Linked DNA regions of Mus musculus: all the other regions are linked to region 1. Evidence: chromatin loops called from intact Hi-C (ENCODE). Cell type or tissue: left cerebral cortex. All regions are shown on one strand.

Evidence for each region. Peaks named below come from ENCODE experiments on the same cell type or tissue, not always from the same donor. Only the 100,000 strongest peaks of a DNase experiment are listed, where the experiment ranks them.
Region 2: a loop joins it to region 1, with 5 times the contacts of the local background. A loop is called at or near these places in 16 of 42 quality-filtered maps.
Region 3: it touches region 1 in a loop (2.2-fold over the local background); 4 of 42 quality-filtered maps call a loop at or near these places.

The regions. Positions count from the first base shown.
Region 1 is chr2:167,416,847-167,421,846 of GRCm38, reverse strand. Slc9a8 (solute carrier family 9 (sodium/hydrogen exchanger), member 8) reads right to left here and starts at 137. Exons shown (of 17, transcript NM_148929.3): 1 at 82-137. The coding sequence starts at 95. In left cerebral cortex, CTCF peaks have their summits at 2,464 (motif pointing left) and 3,947 (motif pointing right); DNase peaks (open chromatin) are centred at 692, 940, 2,475, 3,958 and 1 more place; H3K4me3 peaks cover 1,121 bases; H3K27ac peaks cover 907 bases.
Region 2 is chr2:167,070,059-167,075,058 of GRCm38, reverse strand. Gm39984 (a long non-coding RNA gene) reads left to right here. Exons shown (of 3, transcript XR_866968.1): 3 at 360-542. Among named protein-coding and RNA genes, the nearest start is that of Gm39984, 6.7 kb to the left of the region's middle. In left cerebral cortex, a CTCF peak has its summit at 2,871 (motif pointing left); DNase peaks (open chromatin) are centred at 2,878 and 3,150; H3K4me3 peaks cover 1,412 bases; H3K27ac peaks cover 1,441 bases.
Region 3 is chr2:167,297,185-167,302,184 of GRCm38, reverse strand. It overlaps B4galt5 (UDP-Gal:betaGlcNAc beta 1,4-galactosyltransferase, polypeptide 5), which reads left to right. Exons shown (of 9, transcript NM_019835.2): 8 at 74-175; 9 at 702-3,741. The coding sequence ends at 849. Among named protein-coding and RNA genes, the nearest start is that of B4galt5, 49 kb to the left of the region's middle. In left cerebral cortex, no CTCF peak of the experiment used is centred here; DNase peaks (open chromatin) are centred at 2,073 and 2,578; H3K27ac peaks cover 1,102 bases.

The DNA of each region.
Region 1 (5,000 bases):
CACTCCACCCGGGCGCTCCAGGCCCGCTGTCGCCCGCCGGCCCGGCCCTGCCGCCTCCGCTACCCGAAGCCGCGCACTCACTCCTCCTCCGCCATCTTCTCCCCTATCCTGCGAGCTTCCGAGACTACAGAGTTCGGCGCCGCAGGGCTAGCGGGGCCGGCGGCTGCTTCCGGTTTCCGCTGCGGGCAGGGGCGGGGCTTGGCCTCCCAGGGCGACCCTCTGCGCTGTCCTCTCTGTGGCCTGGGAGTGGGACGACCTCTGGGGCTTTCTGTGGGCTTTTTCCGGCCAGGCTGTGTGACGATCTGGCCTTGGGACATCCGGACTTTTTTTTTTTTTTTTTTTTCCGGTCCCCGGGCGGGAAAGATTTGGAGGAAACTTTTGAGATCTGGGTGACTCAGCTGTGAGCCAAGCCGTCCGCCCCGCGTGAGAATCCCAGGGCTCAGAATGGGGGAAAGTGGTTTCTCTGGGCGTCCGGGCCGGCTGTGCGGAGCGGAGGGAGTCCGCAGGCGCGTTCCGAGGCGGCCTCAGTTTCCCCTGCTGTGGGGAGAGTAGACAGAGGGTCTTTGAAACGCTAGACAGTGTACTTACTCCGATTATAAAAGTTGAGAGCTAGCAAGGCAGAGGTTGGACATTCCCCATTGGTTTATTGGTTGGTGTGGTAGATGTGAAAATGAGATCCAGGACAACTTGAGGGGTTTCATTCTCGCCTTCCTCCGTGTTGGTCCTCGGCATTGAACTCTGGTAATACGGGTTGGCGGCACCGCCTTTACTCATTGAACTATCCCAACAAATTTTTCTTAACCTTTGTGTGTGCGGGGGTGGGTGGGGTACATTAGGAGGTCCCAGGTTATCAGATGTCTTCCTTACTCACGCTCCACCTTAGTTATGAGACAGTGAACCTGAAACTAGGGACGCGACATAGTGGCTAGCCAACAACTCCCAGGGATCCTCCTTCTCAGTCTCCCTGTCCCTATGGTTACAGATGCCAACAGCTATCCCTGGCTTCTGTGTGGATGTTGGGAATACCAACTGAGGTCCTCGTGCTTGCGTAGCAAGCGCATTGCCCACTGGGCTTTCAACACCGAAGATAACTTGAACTGTCTAGTCTGTATTGCTTAAAACTGGCCTGGTACTGCTGAGGTCTTTATGGGACCTTCTGGGTGTTCTCCTTCAGGGCCCCTTCCACCCTAGGTAGTTCCCCCCCCCCCCCCCACTTAATAACGCTTAACAGATATGTCACTTTCCCAAAGAACGATCCTTCTGTCTCATCCTCTTGAGCAGTTGGGACTGGAGGGTGAGAGACACCCCTCCCCACCCCCATTCAGGCATCTGTCTACTTCTGTACAGGGGTGGAACCTAGGGCAACACATATGGCAGGCAGGTGGTCTTCCATTCAGCTAACATGCCCAAGTTCTCTGTAGAGACCTACTGTATGCTGAGATGTACCTTGTGGGGTTCAGACTATACAAAGGAACTAGGAAAGCCAGGTATAAGGCAAGATAAAATTAAACGAACAAGGGAAGCCTCACACATTAGCTGAGAACAAAAATTCCAGCACAATTAATGTGTGCCAAGAAGGCTGCCCACGTAAAAAAATTTTCATATATGGATATTAAAACTAAGACTGCTGAGATGATTCTGGGTAACAGCTCATGCCACCAGCCGAATGACCTTAGCTTAGTTTCTGTGACACACATGGTGAGAGAGAACTGACCCTTGCAAATTCTCCACACATGGATATGACATGCACACACACTGCTGGATTCTTTGTCAACTTGACAAAAGCTAGAATCATGGAGAGAGAGAGACCATCAATGGAGGAAATGTCTCCATAAGATTCTGCTGTAGGGCATTTTCTTAATTAGTGATTTTTGGAGAATGGCCCAGCCCATTGTGGGTGGGGCCATCCCTGGGCTGGTGGACCTCAGTTCCATAAGAAAGCAGTTTGAGCAGACCAGTAAGCAGCACCCTTCCATGGCCTCTGCTTCAGCTCCTGCCTCCAGGTTCCTGCCCTGCTTGGGTTCCTGTCCTGACTTCCTTTGATGATGGACCGTGCTGTGGAAGTTTATGGCCAAATAAATCATTTTCTCCCCAAGTTGTTTGATCATGGTGTTTCCTTGAAGCAGTAGAAATCCCAAGACACACATCCCAAATAAATGGAATTTTTAAAAACAAAGAACTTGAGAAGGCTTGAACCGGCTGAGTGGTGGCATGTACCTTTAATCCCAGTACTCTGGAGGCAGAGACAGATGGATCTCCTGGGTTTGAGGCCAGCCTGGTTTACAGAATAAGTTCCAGAGCCAGCTGGGACTACATAAAAGACCCTGTCTCAAAGGGTGGTAATAGTAAACAAAGGGCTAGAGAGATGGCTCAGTGGATAAGAACCCTGGTCTCTCTTCCAGAGGTCCTGGCTTCAAGTACCAGCACCACCTGGTGGCTCGCAATGAGCTGTTCCAGGGGATTTGGTACCACCTACTGGCCATTGCAGGTACTGCATGTACATACTGCATAAATATATGTACATACAGGCAAAACACCCATACATATCAATAGAAAAATTTTAAAAATAGTATACTGGGGCCTGCATGTGGTGGTCAGAGGACACTTGTGGAGTCATTTCTATCCTACCTCTGGGTTCTAGGTCCTGAACTCAGGTCTTCAGGCTTGGCTTATGAAGTAGATAGGCTATTCCACCTGCTGTGGAGCCCGTCTCTGCACCTCCCAGCAGTAAGATGTCCTCTTTTTTTTTTTTTTTAAAGATTTATTTATTATATGTAAGTACACTGTAGCTGTCTTCAGACACACCAGAAGAGGGCATCAGATCTCATTACGGATGGTTGTGAGCCACCATGTGGTTGCTGGGATTTGAACTCAGGACCTTCAGAAGAGCAGTCAGTACTCTTAACCGCTGAGCCATCTCTCCAGCCCCAGTAAAGTGTTCTTAAGGCCTGAGCACAGACAGATTACTGAGAGCATGACCTCGCTCCCCACTCACACATTTCCTGGGACTTTCCCAAAAAGACAGATTTCTGTTAGAGAAAGCACCCAAGTTTCCCGTGCAGCCCCTGGGAAAGAGAGTTTCATCTCCTCGGCTACAGTCCCACCATCCTTGGCACATCAGGGCCCAACCACCCAAGAAATTCCTTAGCCGCACTGTGAGCCCTGCCTTCAGAAGTCAGGGGCAGCAGGTAGCTGGGGTTTCTAAAAGCAGCCCAGCTCTCTTAAGCTCACAGCCAAGTGTTCACAGGTGTTTTACCCTTTCCTGGTGCCTCTCTTAAAGAAAACTTCTAAGGGACCAGTGAGTTGGCTCAGGAGGTAAAGGGGCCAATGCCAAGCCCTACGGAACAGAACTAACTCCTGAAAGCTGCTCTGTGGCCTGCACATGTGTGTATGCATACACCAAAGTGTCAAACACAAAACACAGGAAAACGACCTCGTCATACTCATCTTGAATTTTTTTTTCTGTGGCCAGGCCAAAAGTCCTGGGCCTAGGCTGGTAGTGCTTGTGGGTTAAATGGGCCTGCCACCAAGACTGAGGGGCTAAGCTTCACCTGGGACCACATGGTGGGGAAAAAAAAAAAACCAACAACTTTGTTCTTCAGTCACCATATATGTGCCTTGTGGTGGCATGTATGCCTCCCACACACAGTAAATAAATGTCCTGTTCCTTTCGAATCTTGGGACTGAGCATATAGTTCGGTTGGCAGAGTGCTTGCTCAAGTACATGAAAGTTTAAGCCCTAGTCCTGGGGAGACTGAGCTAAAAGGACCAGAGGGTCAAAGGTCATCATCCCCGGCTGTTTAGTGAGATTGAGGCCAGCCTGGGCTACATCAGAGGCCAGCCTGGGCTACATCAGAGGTCAGCCTTGTCTCGAAAGCAGAAAAGAAAAAGAATTCTTCCTGGATTTACCTGAGAGGAAGTCTCTGGAAAGAACTAAGGCTGCAGACTGCAGGGGGCAGTATAGAGCTGTCTCCAGCCACACCGCAGGGTCACCAATAGTGTGAGAGCCCATACCTGCTTGTAATCCAATCTGGCCAATCTGGCCAATCTGGCCAGACTCTGTCAAAAGGGAGAGGGGAAGCACGAGTATTGGGCTTCTGGATCTGCCATTCAGAAGGCATTGCAAGTTCAAGGTCATCCTGCTGTGACTGGCCAGTTCCAGGCCCACCATGATTGTGCATCCAAATCTCTCGTCCCCAAAAGTCAGACAAGGGCTTCAGATCCTCTGAAACGGGAGTTCCCGGTGGGTGTGAGCCACTGTGCCGGTGCTGGGAATGGGACCCATGTCCTCTGCAAGAGCGACAAGCGCTCCTAACAGCTGAGCCTTCTTTCCAGCCCCTCAGGAAAAATGCCAATAAGTTCACCCGGGCCGTGTTGGGAAGTGGAGGAAAGGGTTGGGGAGATGGCTTGGCAGTATAAGGTGCTTTTCAGCCTGAGCTAGGTCCATCGGAGTCATGTAAAGATGGAAGAAAGTCCTCTGACTTCCACATGCACGGAGTCACACACACACACACACACACACACACACACACACAGAGAACTATAAATAAACATTTAAAACTAAGTCAGCCAGGGGTGGTGGCACAAGCCTTTAATCCCAGCACTTGAGAAGCAGAGGCAGGTGGAGCTCTGTGAGTTCCAGGCCAGCCTGATCTACAGAGTGAGTTGCAGGACAGAGCCAGGGCTACACAGAGAAACCTAGTCTCAAAAAATACAGTAAATAAAATAAAATAAAATAGTTCATGGGAGGGTTTCCTTTGGAAGAGAATCGGCTTGGCTGCTTAAGGGTGGTTGGGCAGTTGATTGGCCTAGGGTGGAAGCCCCTGAACCAGGAGGCCTGTGCTTTGACCCACACTGAGCTGATGGCAGGTGGACAAAGATAATGTGGCAGAGGTGGCAAGAGGTGGCCTCCTGGTGCAGACAGAAGTCTGAGTTGGGCCTGGTGGCAGAAACAGGCTTTCACCTGCCAAGGCTTAGGGCTGTTAACAAAAGACACAATA
Region 2 (5,000 bases), 350 kb after region 1:
ACAGGTGTGGGGTGGGGCCTGAGTGCTAGAGTCACAGGTGTGGGGCGGGGCCTGAGTGCTAGAGTCACAGCTGTGGGGAGGAGCCTGAGTGCTAGGGTCACAGGTGTGGGGCAGGGCCTGGGTACTAGAGTCACAGATGTGGGGCAGGGCCTGAGTGCTAAAGTCACAGCTGTGGGGCGAGGCCTGAGTGCCAGAGTCACAGATGTGGGGCGGGACCTGAGTGCTAGAGTCACAGGTGTGGGGTGGGGCCTGAGTGCTAGAGTCACAGGTGTGGAGAGGGGCCTGAGTACTAGAGTCACAGGTGTGGAACGCTAATGCTGGCTACTCCATCTTTTATTTACCCTTTGTTATTGAGACAGGCGGGGCCTCAGTCTTTCTCTATAGCTAAGGATGACCTTGAATTTCTGATCCTTCTGAGCACACCTGGTTTGTCTGCTATTGGAATGGAACCCACACTTCCTGCTCTCCGGGCAAGTTCTCCATCATCTGAGCCACATCCTGAACTCCATTCACTTATAACTGTAATAAACATTTCCTCTTTACAGGTTTGTTTCTGCTTTTCACCATGTAGATTATTAGTATCGCCGGTCAAACCCTTGTGAAGAAGACTTCGATATTTAGGTCAGGGTCTTACCCTTGTACAAATTAGGGACAAGTTCCTAGAACATTTCATGGTTCTAGGTCAGTATGGCTGTTAACTTCTGTTCCCTGTCAACTCAGCACAAAGACCTGGAAGACATTATCCAAAGTTGACAATCACAGTCAGCAGCTCCAAAAATGTGTACTATACCTATACAGGCATATATATTTCCATTTATATGAAAAAGTCAATAATAGGGGCTGGAGAGATGGCTTAGTCAGTTAAGAGCACTGACTGCTCTTCCAGAGGTCCTAAGTTCATTCCCAGCAACCACATGGTGGCTCACAACCATGTGAAATGTGATCCAATGCCCTCATCTGGTGTGTGTGGAGAGAGCAACAGTGCACTCACATACATAAAATAAATCTTTAAACAAAAATTAAAATGTCAATAATCATGGTGTGTTAGGCAGTGACCATAACAACAGCCTTTCTAGATTCTGCAGTCATCTGGACAAAGTATACAGTTTATCCTGCAATCTAAGTTTCTGTTTAACATAAATGTATTCGGGGCTAACAAGTCAAGGACTTGTAGCTCAAGTCTGGAAATCTGGGTTTGATCCCAGAACCCATGGGGGGCAGGAGCAAAATGACTCCTAAAAGTTGTCTTCTGACCTCTTGGTGTGCACACCAGTGCATGTCCATGCACACAAGAACAGGCACAAGTGTGCACATGAAAATGCTGTGTGCACATGCACAGAAACACACACACATGGCCAACTTTATGTAAGCAAACGGAACAGTGTGCCCAAGGGCACATTTCACTTTATCTCAGTTACATCTCGAAACAAAAGCCCTGCTTATGAACTGGTGGAAGGAGCCTGAGCCATAGGCAGGCTGTGTGGTCTCCTCCATGCAGAGGGAGGACACAGCAGGCCACCTGGGGCTGGCCAGACTCTGATCTTGATAGTAGACCTCTGACTATAGGTGCCCCCCCCCACCAAACACTTGTTCCTTACTTAACCAATATCCTGTAAACATCACCCAAGTAGTCAAAGATAACATGGGCCTGTATCCCAGCACTGGGAAGACGGTGTCAGAGCATTGAGAATACAAGACCAGCCTGTCTGGGCATTGTGGCATATACCTTTAATCCCTGCACTTGGTAAGCAAATGTAGGAGAATATGAGTTTAAGGCTAGCCTGGTGAACATATCCAGTTCTAGGCCAACCCAGGCTACATAGTCAAATCCTGTTACAAAACGGGTGTGTGTGTGTGTGTGTTGGGGACTTGAGAGATTGCTCAGTGATTAAGAGCCTTGGCTGTTCTTGCAGGTGACCAAGGTTCAGTTCCTAGCACCTGCATGGCGGTTCACAACTGTCTATAACTCCGGGTCCAGGGGATCTGGCACCCTCTTCCAGTCTCCAAGGTCACCAGGCACAGACATGCAAATATGACACCCATACAAATGAAAATGAAAAAAAAAAACAACTTTAAATATGAGCACGGTGGCAACATTTATAATTTCAAGACTCAGGAGACAGAGACAGGAGAATCTGGTCAAGACTTCAAGGTCACACTCAGCTACATAACCAGTTGGAGACCAACCTGGTTTACATAAAACTTTATCTCAAATAATAATAACAGAGTGAATAGCCCTGGTCTCAAAATGTCTGAATGGGAAGACCTGTAACATGCCTACTAGGCGCCAGCACACACTATGAATGGCTCGGGCAGTGCCCTCTTTTATTTGTCCCAAACTCAAGTGCATATGCTTAACACAGCAAGCACTTGACCAACACAGTCATTCCCCAGCCTCTGTGTTTTAGCTTCTGTGTTCAACCCCCAGACAGAACCCAATTCCATAAAATTTGCTGAACAAATCATCTCTTCGGATGGGGTGGGGAAAGCCCGCAAGGCAGGTGTTACCACAGTCTACAGGAAACCAAAGAGCCAATAAAGGTGGGGCCAGCTGGAAAAGGGCGGCTGAAGACTTGTGCTCAACAATACGTTTTGCAAAGGATACTAATTTACAAAATAAAAGAAGTACCAAGAGAACCATTTAGGGAGAATCTCCCAGGTGCAGCCTGGCGTGCTGGAGGATCCTAACGCCAATGCCAGAATTGCCTTGCTAGTGGGCTTAAAGTATCTCTGCTAGGGTGAGACCATGTCTCATTCAGAGCCTTACAGGAAGCTCAATCCAAGGTATCCAAAATAAGAGAATAAGACGATGACCAGTGCCCCCTGCTGGAAAGTGCCTCATGCTTGCGGAGACCCTGATGACTACGAGGGGCTACTGCCCCCTGGTGGCCTTCCTGCTGGGCAGCCTGAAGGCGTAGATAGGCTTTTTCAGGGATGGCTCAAAACTGCCTGGCCCCTCCTACCCTGCCCCTCTGTGCCCACCAGCACTCCGTGGCCCTGGAAGAGTTATCTTCCGAGGGCTCTGCCTATTAGAGTTGACTGGGAAGTGACTCCTGGTGCTTGCCTGAAGACCCAAAGGCCGACCCCAAAAAGTGCCTGGTCCAGGAATCACGCCTACCTCCAGACCAGACCAATCAGAGCTTCCTATCTTCCGGGCCTTGGTGATTGGCTCAGGAATGAACCTGCACTCCAAGCAGAGCCAATTAGGGTCTCTCTGGAAATGATTCTCGGGGACTAGAGAAAGGGGTTGGTAGGGTGTGTATATCCCTAAGGCGTCCCCGTTTTTGGCCATTCTGGCTTCTGCAGGGACAGCTACTTAAGATAAGGCCAGAAAAGAAACACAGAGAGAAGGGTGCGCATCTCCCAGCGGCCTGGTAGGGGTCTTATTTCCAACCGTCCATTACGACAGTTTATTAGTTACACGTATCTTTGCCGCGACGAAATACTTGAGAAAAATATTGAAGGGTTATTGTGGTTTATAGCGCAGGGTGCAGCCTGCCATGGCCAGAGAAGTAACGAGCGGGATGAAGATGGTCACACCGCATATGTAGTCAGGAAGCATAGAGCAATGAAAGGAATGCGCTCAACGCCCTTTGTCCTTTTTACTGGAGGAAGCGGGGCAGACCATGGGATGGGTCTTCCTACCTTCTCAATTTAGATAAACCCTCACAGGCAGGCTCTGAGACTTGTCTCCTGGGAGAATCTAGATCCTGTCAAACTGACAATATTAACCATCCGAACCAATAACACCCTTCAATGGTGTAACCACTTGCAAGGTGCCCCTGTTCCTTTCTGTAAACAGACTAATGAAATTCATTGGGTCACACCTAAAAGGCAAAAAAAGTAGAAGATGGCCTTATTTAGACGAGGAATGGGCATTGATGGGAGAGGGAGAAGAGCGGGTGACAGGCAGGAGGAGTGTCTGTCGTCTAAATACATTATATGGGGAGGGTTAGCTTGTCTGCAATAACCACATGGGGAGGGTTAGCTTGTCCGCAATAACCATTTTTCCCCATTATTAACTTGCATTATTTATTCATTTATTGGAGGTGATGTCACTGTACCCATGTGGGGATTGATGTTTTCTTCACCACCTGGGTCCTGAAGATTGAGCTCAGATCGTCGGGCTTGGCTGAACACAGCCCTTAACCACTGAACCATCCTACCAACCTACGAGTACATTTTACTCATGTTTGTACAGCTTCTGACCCCCAGCTTCAGTCCAACACTTAGAAGACTTGTCACCTATCAGCAACCTGACCAGGTCATTCCAACAAACAGAATCCCTTCCTAGATGATGGGGTTCCTGGAGCCAGGGGTCCCAAGGTGTGGCTTTTCATCTAGAGATAATGGCAAGTGTGCTTGCTCTCAAGGGCTTCCCGACACCTTGTGTCTGCGCTCCAGGCTAGCCTGGATGCTTGCCAAGAAGGGAATAGAGCTGTTGATCTCTGCCGGGGCAGGGCTCTCTCTCTCCTGTCAGTTTCCATCTGGGTAATTAACCTGCTGGCAGCCAAGGGTTTGCCTCTATCATGTCTGTGGGCAGAGGAGTAGACATCTCTGGATGCATGCCTGGCTGCTCAGAGAGATGGCTCCTTGGTGACTTCGGGACAAGCTAACTGAGGTCCTGCTCTGACCGGGAGGGGGCCAAGGCTCAGGGAAACAGTTCTCTCGGTGTCAAGGAGCTGGGAACAGATGGAGCTCCTGTTGGTGTGCTGGCCACCTGTACTCTTGTTCTTCCCAACCTCGTCCCAAATCTTAGTGCTCTGAATGCCGAGGGAGTCACCTATGCAATCAATCCCCTGTGACCTTCTCTCCATCCTAATAGCACCAAACCCACCAAGGGCAATGAATTACCTCCCACAAGCTCCATACTCACCTCAAGGGTAACCTAGCTTAGCCCTTATTCGTGTAGACAGCATCACACCCAGACCACCCCACCGGAGGGTGTTGGAGAGGTAACATCAAGGTGAGGGATGAGACTCAGTCAGTGGAGTACTTGC
Region 3 (5,000 bases), 120 kb after region 1:
GTCGAGAGGTGTCTTAAAGCTTACTAGTCTCTGGGTCTCCGCGGCTCACTGTTGTTCCTTTGGTTTTGGACAGGGTACAAAATGCAGGCTATTCTGTGAGCCGGCCAGAAGGGGACACAGGAAAATACAAGTCCATTCCTCACCACCATCGAGGAGAGGTCCAGTTTCTTGGCAGGTTGGTGCTGTTTATTGGTCCTCAGGGTGGCTGGTAGCTGATTTCTCCCCTCAGCTTTCTCAGCCAGCCCATTCTGTTGCTTTTGTCATTTGCGGCCGTGTCTATGCTTGGCTTGGCCTCCAGCTCTCCATCCTCCTGCCGTTGACCCCTCACTGCTGAAATTGCTGCGTGCACCAGCTCTGCCACAGTGTGTGGCGGGCACCATGGGTGTGCATCTGTCCTGATGAGCCAGGGTAGACATTTTAGGTGACCATTGGTGAGATAGAGTTGAGGTCACCTTCTGCTAACCCCTGTGCTGTAAAGGTATCTACAAGGGAGTGGTAGGGCTCTAAGCCTGACTTCTTTCTGCCCCTCCTCTGTAATCTCCGGAGCTCCCCAGTTCTGACCTGGGATTCGTCTCTGGAGCCTCCGTTTCCTTGGGCCTCAGAGGCATTAGATGAGATGCTGGAAGACGGGTCCAGGCATCTGCCCTGGACTTGTAAAGCTGGGCGTCAGCTCTCCTCCCTCTCTGTCCTCGGCTCCCCAGGTACGCTCTGCTGAGGAAGTCAAAGGAGCGGCAAGGACTGGATGGCCTCAACAACCTGAACTACTCTGCGAATGTCACGTACGACGCCTTGTATAAAAACATAACTGTCAACTTGACACCCGAGCTGGCTCAGGTGACTGAGTACTGAGATGCGAAGAGAAGCCGCACTCACCTACCCACCGCTCCCTTGGACGGGCTGCGACCCGCCATCCTGGGGGTCAACACAGGAGGACAGAAGAGAGTGGAGCACAGGACCATAGGGGTTCCAGAAAACTGTCACAGAGCACACGCACAAAGGCCTTCGCTGTAGGGCCCAACAGGGACAGGAGACTTGAGGACACCTGTCATCAGCACTGGTGTCTATTCCACAAGACAGATGTCTGCCCTGCCACTCCCTTCCGTCCGTCCCTGTCCGTCCCCCCCCCCCCACCGCCCCCAGGTCCTGTCTCAGCTGCAACCCATAGAACTGCAGGGCCAGGCTAGGTGCCCCTTGGATAGATGGGTGGCCAAGCCCCCTGGCCTGAAGGCCCGTCTCTGCATCTCTACAGTTCTCTTTGGTTTTCATTTTTCATTTGGCTTAGTTTAGGGGTTTTTGTTTGTTTGGGTTTTTTTGTTTTGTTTTGTTTTGTTTTGTTTTGGTTTTGGTTTGTTTGTGGGGTTTTGGGGTTGTTTTTTTTTTTGGTGGTTTTTTTTTTTTTTTTTTTTAAAGAAAAATTTTCTGCTTTGGGTGGGGACTGAGGACAGAGGGGAGGGACTTGGTGTGATAGACATATAACAGTCACTTCTTGAAGAAGTGCAGTTGTAAATAAGCCATGTAAAATGCCTTTTTAAAGTTTAATTTTATAGCTGGCTCCACATCAAAGTGAGGGCCTCATATGTTAGATCACCTTGGGTGGCAAACACCCCAGTTCCCACGCAGTTGAGTGTCATCACCCAAGTCCCTGTCATCTAGGAAGGAAGTGGATGCAGGGTGGAACAAAGAACCTCCGGTCACTGTAGCCCCTCTTCTCTGCTCTGCCCCTCCTTTCCTGTCCCCTCCTTTAGCCCCTTCCCCCAAGGACTTCCTCCTGGAGACTCAGCCCCTAAGCTGGAACTGCTGTTAGGGGCACAGTGCTCTCCCCTCTTACAGACCCAGCGGAGCCAGCTGGGATGTGCAGGGGAGGGGAGGCAAAGGCCCAGGGCACAGGCTTATCACTCCAGTATGGATGGCGGGAGCTAGAGACCAGGAGATATGAGGCCAGTGTGAGCTGTGTCACAAGTTCCAGGTCAGCCTGTGCTGTGTAGCACAGTCCAGCTCCCTACACCTCCTCACACACACAGTGGCTGCTGGGTGACCGTTCCCTTTTTTCTTTGGAACTTGGCCACAGTTTCTCTGGGCTGTGCCTGCATGACCAGCTGGCTTCAGTGATTTCTCCGTTTCCCTCTTTAGTTTCTAGGAAGCCACTGTGCTGTGCTAAGAAGCAGTTGGTCAGGAGGGCTCAGCCCAGGAGCAGGTGGCCCTGGGGTGCATGTCAGCCAGGGGCCAGTCAGCCCAGCAGTCTCCCCTGCTCCCTGACATGAGTTCCTAAAGGGCACTGAAAAGGGCACCTCCTTCCTGTGTCTGCCTCCACTGCACCCCCAGTCCCTAAAGCAGGGATCGTGTGTGGTGAGGAACGCTCTCTTCTGGCCTCAAGCTCTTTGCCTCTTTGCCTTCAGCACCCTTGATGTTCATGGTTTACATGGGTGGGGGTGGGATGTAGATATGTGGGGGTGGGGTTTTGCATCACACAGTTGGTTCTGAGGACAGATGATCCCCACAGACTGTGGGAGTGATTGGCCAGGCCTTGTTTTTTCTTGTGTTTTGTTCTTTTTGTAGACTAGTGTGGTAACTAGGGAACAGATGGCACTGCAGAGTGCTTCCCGCTCATATGAGAGAGCAGGTGTCTGCCCTTGAGAGCTGGTGAGCCGCGTCATCTGTTTGCGCTGGGCAAGGAGCTGCACCGCTGCGTTGACCTGCCTTGTCTTACGGTACACACAGCAATAAAGCCTGGGTTCCGCCCGGTCTCCACCCTCCCTCCGCCTCCCTTGGTTAGTTTCACAGTGCTGGCAATGAAGCCCGTGGCCCACCACGCTAGGCGAGTGCTCTGCCACTGAGTCACGGCCCAGCCCTCTCTCCCTCATTCTTCTGTTTCCATACCAAAGGCCAGGAGTGCTTCACTGTGCTGGAGCCATGGTGTCCTTTGGAGGGACAACGGTGCACGCGGCATGTATCCTGGCTGAAGCGCTGCAATCTTACACTAGCCACAGGGTACTGTTTTGAGCCAAAGGCTGATACTTAATTGAAGAGGGAAAATGCAGATTTGGGGACAAAGGTCTTTTTACTGCTCAAGTAGGGTCGCTTCTGTCCTGTTGCAATCATGTCCAAGTTTGTTTTTAGTGTGGACTTTTGTGGGCACTGTCTGTCATTGGCCACCCAGTCACGTACCGAGTGGGCAGTGTCACAGCCAAAGCTACCACTGAGCCACAGCGTAGGTCATTGCTTGAAAAAAATGACAGTGACAATGGAGTGTGACCTTGGTGTACTGTGGCAGCCCAGATGACTGAGTGCTACAGACGAGTGACCCTTAGATGACCTCCTCAACTGCCTGCCTTGTGTGTGCGCGCAAGGCCCCTCTCTGCACAGGGGTTCTTCGGGGGAGGGGGTATTTGCAAAACCTTAATTTTGTTAAAATGGGGGACTCTGTCAGGGGACTCTGTCATCGCTTCCCTTCCTCAGAGGACAGCACAGAGCCGCGGCGTACACACTGACGTACCCACCACCAACAGATTGAGGCACTGACGCAGCCAGCTTAGCCCAGCATTACTGTCTCTGTTGTGAGCTTGCTCTTTGTTTTAAAAGGTGCCAGGGGTACATTTTTGCACTGAAACCTAAAGATGTTTTAAAAACACTTTTCACAGAAATAGTCCTTGTCATTACATTGTTCACTCATGTGTTTGTACATTTTTGTATGTTAATTTATGAATGATTTTTTCAGTAAAAAATACATATTCAATAACCAAACCTTGGTAGTCGTCTCTCTGTCTAGCTGCCTCTCAGGGTGGTTTCCCTTCCTCTGTAGAACACCACACACTGGCGACACCAGGGAATGAAGATCTGGCTCCAGAACATTCTCGGTGGGCAGTCCTGGGTTCTTTCTGCCAGAACATTCTCGGTGGGCAGTCCTGGGTTCTTTCTGCCAGATCCTGCTCGTGTTGTAATCACAAACTGTTAGGAATTGAAGGCTTGTCATTCCCGGTGTGTGTGCATTTTGACTTATTTTCCCATCTCGTAGCCCAGGCTGGCCCTAACTTGTTCTGTGTGTGTACTTGAGGATGGTCGTGAACTTCTGGTAGCTATGTACCACCAAGCTCAGTTTGTGTGGTGCTGGGATTAGCGTCCAGGCCTCCGTGCTTGTTCGCCAGCTCTCATCAACAGAGCCCCAGCTCTGCTGTCTTGTCTGTCTGTCCGTCATCCTTCCCTCCCTCCCTTCCATGGTTGAGGCCCACAAAGGCCAGAAGAGAGCTCTTGCTCACCTGGACCTAGAGTTAACGAGCCACCATGGTGGTGGTGGGAATTGAATTCAGATTCTCCTTCGCTAGAGTAGTCCGTGCTCATAACCACCGAGCTCTCTCCACCCATCCCACCTCCTCATCCCCCAGTATTCTCTTTACCTGCATCTAGTCACTGCCGACAAGAGAAGGGACCACTCTCAGTCCATAGAATGTTCTGGGAAAGAAGGCTGCTGGCTGGTCCTTACTTGGTCAAAGTGGAGGCCATGTGGGGTAGAGCTGGAGACCCGGGAAAGGGAAGATGTGTGCTCACAGCACCAAAGTGCAGGCAAAACTCAGCAGGACCCGTGGGACCGGGAAGGAGGCTGGGCACATACTAAGAAAGATGGAGTTGGGGCTGTATATGGTGGGATTTCACAGTTTCTAGGGACGTCGCCCACTGGGGGGCAAGAGTGAAGAGCAAAGATGTCAGGGTGGTAAGGAGTGATGGAAGAAGAGGCCAGGGTGGGACCCCAGGCCTGGGGGGTGGGGAAGTCCTTGGGAGCTGCCATCTTCCCCGCTTTGTGTGGTACCATCTTCTGTATTGTGTTTAAGGGGCTGAAGACCACCAAGCAAAAATAGCAGGTGGGAAGTTGTAATCTGGCGAGGGCATCAGGGAAAGAGCCATTTTGGCCTGGAGGATCAGTTCCTGGAGGAGGGGGGAGGAGGTGCTGAGAACAGGACTCAGAGGGTTAGGGGTTACAGAAGACAAGATGCTTGGGTCTGGGTGGG